2 separate regions of the Homo sapiens genome follow, and region 2 is linked to region 1. Evidence: chromatin loops called from intact Hi-C (ENCODE). Cell type or tissue: endothelial cell of umbilical vein. All regions are shown on one strand. Each heading gives the region's core, and the rest is flanking DNA. Links, peaks and the distances in the headings are about the cores only.

Region 1 (2,911 bases), core at 108-2,607:
TGTGAAAGTGTGTGTGCGTGTCCACGTGAATAGTCTCCATGTGTGCGTGTCAGTGAGTGAATTTGTGTGAGAGCTGGGGAGTGACCGAGGTTTTGGAAGTGAAATATGTGAAGTTGGAACGACCCTAGGCTCTGACCCCAAACCTCACCTTTTACCCTATCTCTCCCTCCAAACCACCCCCTCCACCCCCGCCATTGAACTATGCCAGGGAAGAGGAGACAGTTGTTTAAACCCGGATTAAAATAGCAACTGGTTTTTTGTTTCCCACCAAGACCCACCTCAGCAGCTCTGAGCCCTGATTGAGGGGAGGGTGGGCCACACGTGCCAAGGTCAAGATCAAAGGGACCTTAGGGAGCGCAGAGACCAAAAGCCCGCTCCACAAATGAGGCAACTGAGACCCGAAGAGAGTAAGGGACTAGGTAGGGATCCCACAGAGGCCGCCACTGGTCTCAGAGCTCGCCAAATCCCGCTGGGAAGCCGCGGGCGTCCCAGTTTTGTTCTGCAGCCTGAGTCCCAGATGAGAGCGCGGGGGATGACGGTCTCCTACCCCAGGCTTCCAACTCCACTCCATTCACCCCCAGGAAGGGTTCACCCCCTTCCCGGTGGGTGTCGGAGGTGGGAGGAAGGAGGGAAGGTGATCTCTTGGGGCTGGGAATGTAGTGGGGCTGAGGGCGAGAGGGAAGCACAACCCCTCCCCTTGTCGGATCCCACTTAGGGCTCCTAAGATTCCCACCTCTCCTCCACCCACCAGGGGGTTAGCAGCATCCTCTTCGCCCCCGCTACAACTGTCCAAGCGTGAATGGTAGTTAGGGGTAGGGGGCTCGGTAAAGGGAAGGCTGGGCTCACTTCCTGCGGGGGGACTGGGGGTAGGGATGGGGTAGGGGTGGAATACCGGCCACAAAGCCATTCCAGGCACGTCCCTCCCCTCCCGCGCCGATGACTCCCGCCCCAAAATTGTTATGCAAAGGAGTCAAGTATGTGATCTTCTGGCGATCAAAGCGGCAAAGCCAAATATTAGAGGAGCAGTCAATAATGGATGAGCAGATTAAGAAACCCATCTCGCGGACAATTATCGCCGCAATTGAAAAAGCTCACTTTTTCCCTTATTCTCCATCCCACCCCCATTTATAAAAGAAAAAAAAAATAGGCGGAAGGATGGGGGCTGGGGCTGGCAGCCGAGGAGGCTGCAGGGACGCGCATGGAAGAGCCGGTGCGTGGGAGGGTTTGCGGGGGGGACATCGCGCCCCCTAGGGGTGACCCCAGTGGGTCCCGTGTGCTCTCCGCGGAGCCGGCGGAGCCTTGTCCTCTGCACCCGGCGCGCAGCGGCCCCTTAAACAGTGGAACCGTGAGGCCGCTCTAAGCCGAAGGGCTGGAATCTGGGTTTCTCGGGTTTTATTTTAGACCATTCGGCACCAAGCCCGAGCTCCCCCGCCGCACCGCTTCCAGTCCCCTTTCTTTCCATAGAGCGACCCGAAGCCGGCGGTGGCGCAGGGAGCCGAGTCTGATGAGCTCGCGGGCGGCTGAAGGCCGGCTTCCCTGTGGGGAACGCGCCACCTGTCGGCGCCAGTGAGAACTGCGTCTGTGTGGCGCCCTCGGGGTATTCGGGGCTGCGGGGAGATGTGTGCCTGAAGCCCTGCGCTTGCGGTGGGGACGTCCGGCCTCTTTCCTGGCAATTGACCCCTGAGGCGGGAGAGACAACGGAATTCCCACAAAGGGATCCTTCTCGGGATCTCCCCACCTCAAGACAGCTAAAGCTGGAGGAAAAGCCCCTCCGGGGGGTGGGGGGTGCGGGTTTGCCCTGCGATTCCGAAAGCAGAAAATACCCGAGCCACACAGGGACGGGCGCCGCGTTGGTAGTCGGGGCTACGTTCCTACTCCCTCTACCTCCCCCGCGCTGTGTGACCCTGGGCGGAACCCCGCTGCTCTCTGGGCCTCAGTGTTCTTATTCGTAAACTGAGGGCGTTGGATGAGATTGGTCCTCTCCCAACTCTGACCTTGAAACTGATACTGAATCTGAGCAGCGTCTGTAGACACCTGTGCCTTGCCTTCTATTTCTAGCCTTGAATAAATCCTGGACTTTTATGTGCCATTTATATCCTAATCTCATATATATTTAATGTATAACTGCTGCCATTATTGTTTTCTCAATTGTCTAGGTTTTCATTTGGATGGGGTTAGGATGGTCCAAATTATCCCGATAAGTGCCCATTAACTTAAACCTTTTTAAAAAATGAAACCAGTAAAACTTCATTCACTTTGCAGTGTGGACACTGCTGGAGAGCACCCATGTCGTGGGTCCAGCGAGGACACAAGGAGGGGCTTAGAGACATGCGGGAGGCTTAGATGAGAAGACAGCACCCGGGCAGCGGTCAGTGTTAGAGAGAGGACCCGTAAGAAGGGCCGAGGCTAGAGGGAGAGCGAAGACTGAGCCAACGACGCACCTGAGCCCTGGGGTGGGGGTGGAGACGTGGCTCCTAACCCAAATCTCCCTGCCAGGCAGTGTCCGACGAGCATCGACGGCAGGCGTCGAGACCAGTGCAGGGTAGCTCAGACCTCAAGCCACGCTTGACCTTTCCATGAAATGAATAAAACTCGAAAGCCAGGGAAAGGGGACAGTACTTTGATCCGGAGATCGCTTATAACCTCTGCTTGGAGTTCCGAGTTCGTGCGGCTCAAGGGAGGCTACAGTCCAGCAAGCTCTGGGCTCCAAGCGTGGGGACGGCAGCCCCCAAGCTTGGCGCACCCCTCGGGAAGCCCCGGAACGGTCCTCGCCAGACATAGCCGGCTGTCCTGGTCCTTAGCTTCAGGCTGGCGGCGCAAGGCCAGAGCGGCTGCCTTCTAGGCACCTGGGTGGAGGTCTCGCATAGCATTCCCTGAGAAGCGAAACTGCCCTTGGGGCCGCAGCGAGCCT
Region 2 (2,911 bases), core at 240-2,739, 120 kb before region 1:
TTAAAGGGAGAAGAAGAAAACATCATGGGCATCTATCTGTGCTCTCAAGCATCAAATAAATCTTTAAACGTGCAAAGAAACACAAAGATGTGTTTAGGCCCCTTCCCCTGTCCTAAGGGTCTCACTGCCCCTACTTTTTGGGAACAGCTCTCATTCAGGCAGGAGTGGGGCGTGGGGACCTTGTCAACACTCATCTCCTCAGAGGCCACCTCCTCAATACACTTTTCCAGCTTATGCATCTGGTAAGGCAGAACAAAGAACAAATTTTCACAAGGGACAAAAGTTTCTAGTTCTATTTCTGAAGACAATTTCGATTGAAAACTGCTATTGCTTTTATTTAAAAAAGAATTTTCAGATGATAAACATTTTCTTTTATTAAGCTTTGCATTCTCTCAAGGTAGGAAACTCAGCAAACACCTTCATATGCTAATTTCCAGAATGAAAGAGCAGAGATAAATGACTCCTCTTACGAAAAGAACTGTAAACAAACAGGGTCTTCACTTATGGTTTCATTACCTCTATTTAGTCTGTTCTGTGCAGCAGCCAACGTGCACCTGTCTACATATCTGAGGCGTGCATTCATGCATTCATGCGCACTTAGCTGTGGGATTCATCACATGCTCTTCCTGGAGTCCTCAGTTGGCTCTAGGCTGTATTTGATGATCCAAGTGCAGGCTTCCTTGAAGGCAGGGAGCAGTATTTTTAAAACTGGTTGGTACAGGTTACCATCTTGAGGCCAGAGCAGTACTGCAGCTGGGTAGCCACCTGGTTGTGTGATCCTGGAAAAGTCATTTCATTTTTCTGTGGTATCGTTTTCAGAGAAAAGTCCAGAGATGTCCTTTGTCCTCCACTGAAGGACCCAGCCATTCTCGCTCTTTGTTCAGGTCTCTCTGCTCAAAACCACCTTCTGTCTAGCAATATCTCTCTAGCTCCCATCTCCAGCCCGACTTCATTGTTCATGACACCCATCACTTCCTGACATTATGCTACGTAATTATGTGCTTCCTTACTTATGTTCGTCTCTCCCATAGAATGTAAGGCTTTTGTCTTATTATCAACTTCTCAGCATCTAGCACAGCACCTGGCACCTTGTAGGTGCTCAGTAAGTATTTTGGATGATGTAATACATGAATCAATCAATCAACAAATCCATTATTAACTGAAGGTAGCTACTACCTCCTTCATGAGTTGGTCTGAGAATAACATGAGATTATTTTTGTGAACTTTTCAGATATTGTTCATCTTAGTATCTCCAGTGCCTCAGTCCTTGCATATAGTTAGTGGTTAGCAAATTTGGTGAATAGGTGCATAAAATAATACATAATGTATTTATTGTCAGTCAACTTCCAATCATCTTTATTAATAAATGGAAAGTGGGCAATGAATAATGTGAAACAGAAGCGAATCTAAAAATAATTTCTGTTGGCGGGAACATATACCGTATTATTCATAGCTTGATCTCCCAGTAGCTATCAGCCCAGTCTGTGAGCCAGGAGCTGTGTACGCATTCAGCATACCTGATGACTCACTCCAGACGCTTCAAGTCCTTTTGGCCCTGTGTTCCAACAAATGTATTCATTTCCTGCTGCCTTTTGAATCATGGCCTGGCCTGAATTTCTCCATCCCTTCCCTTCAGCTCTGATTTACATGGCCTTTTCTGAGAGCCAGAGGCATCCACAAGCAGCCAGGGCCAGGGGCAGGCTCCGAGCACCAAGTCCTCTGGTGGAAAAGGCTGGAGCACCAAATGGGGGGAGACCTGGAGGGTGACTCCAGCACAGTATATTCTCCTCTGCTCAAATGTGGCTTTTCCCCAGGACCTCCAAGTCTCCTGCAGAGCAGAAAACTTCCTGGAACTCTTGGCTTTCTTCTCTTGTGACTTATTACAAGTACTGCCAACAGCCATCATTTATTTCTTGTGCCTGATTTTGCACTGTTCATGGATTATCTCATTTAAGGCTCAATGTGACCCTTTGAGGTCAGTATAGTTATTCTCCTCCTACAGATGAAAAAATGAGGTTCAGAGAGATAAGGTTTTTGCCAGGAATGCGCAGCCAGACAGTGGCCCTGGATTGACCCACTTCACCATTCCTGCCCCTCATTCATTCCCTCAAAAAGCAAATATTACCCTTAGGTGGGTGTTTTGCTCAATGTCACTGGATTCTTACAGGAGGCTTTATTAGCACTTATGAGGATATTTTCAATGTAATACTGAATAGGATTCAGTACACCAAAATTTGGGAAGAAGTTAAACAACAGACTTACCTCTGATTATGTTTTGCTCAGAACAATATTCATGTAAATTTGTGCATCTAGTCAATAAATATTTATTGATTGCCTGCTCTATTTTAGGCACTAGGAATACAGCAGTGGACAAAACTGATAAATCTCCACCGAAATGTATCTTATGTCCTAGTGGAGAAACACAAAAATAGAGGCAATAGTTAAGGAAGATATTAGAAAAGGTTAGTTAGCAATACAAAAAAGATAAAGCAGGGAGGGAGAATGGGAGCCCTATGTTGGTGGGAGACATTCAAAGATGGCCTCACTGAGAAGGTGAGATTTGAGGAAAGATCTGAAAGAAGTGAGGGAGGGAGCCACACAGACGCTGGCAAGAAGAGTAGTTTAGGTAGAGACAAGCACAGGCTCAAAAGTCGTGGGGCAGAAATGTGCCTGGATTAATGGAGACACAGCAACAAGGGCAGTGTGTCTGGAGGAGACTAGAAGATGAGGTGTAAGAGGTAAGAGGGAAGGTTACACCATGCTGGGAAGGGTCCCTGGAGAGCATGCAGGGGGCCCATGGACTGGGCTGAGAAAAGAATCACAACTGTATTTTCATATCCAGTATGACATGCATGTTGCCTTGCCCAAAACCACCCCATAGTTGAAAGTTTTTATTCAAACAAGCAACTAT

What was found. A loop is a pair of places that touch in the nucleus more often than their neighbours do. Peaks named below come from ENCODE experiments on the same cell type or tissue, not always from the same donor. Only the 100,000 strongest peaks of a DNase experiment are listed, where the experiment ranks them.
Region 2: it touches region 1 in a loop (4-fold over the local background); 3 of 110 quality-filtered maps call a loop at or near these places.

What each region holds. Positions count from the first base shown.
Region 1 is chr2:118,854,280-118,857,190 of GRCh38, forward strand. No RefSeq gene overlaps it. Among named protein-coding and RNA genes, the nearest start is that of EN1, 8.1 kb to the left of the region's middle. In endothelial cell of umbilical vein, for the core only: a CTCF peak has its summit at 1,549; a DNase peak (open chromatin) is centred at 1,522; H3K27me3 peaks cover 2,209 bases.
Region 2 is chr2:118,737,194-118,740,104 of GRCh38, forward strand. No RefSeq gene overlaps it. Among named protein-coding and RNA genes, the nearest start is that of LINC01956, 97 kb to the right of the region's middle. RefSeq lists an enhancer at 1,400-1,694. In endothelial cell of umbilical vein, for the core only: no CTCF peak of the experiment used is centred there; a DNase peak (open chromatin) is centred at 1,618; H3K27ac peaks cover 761 bases.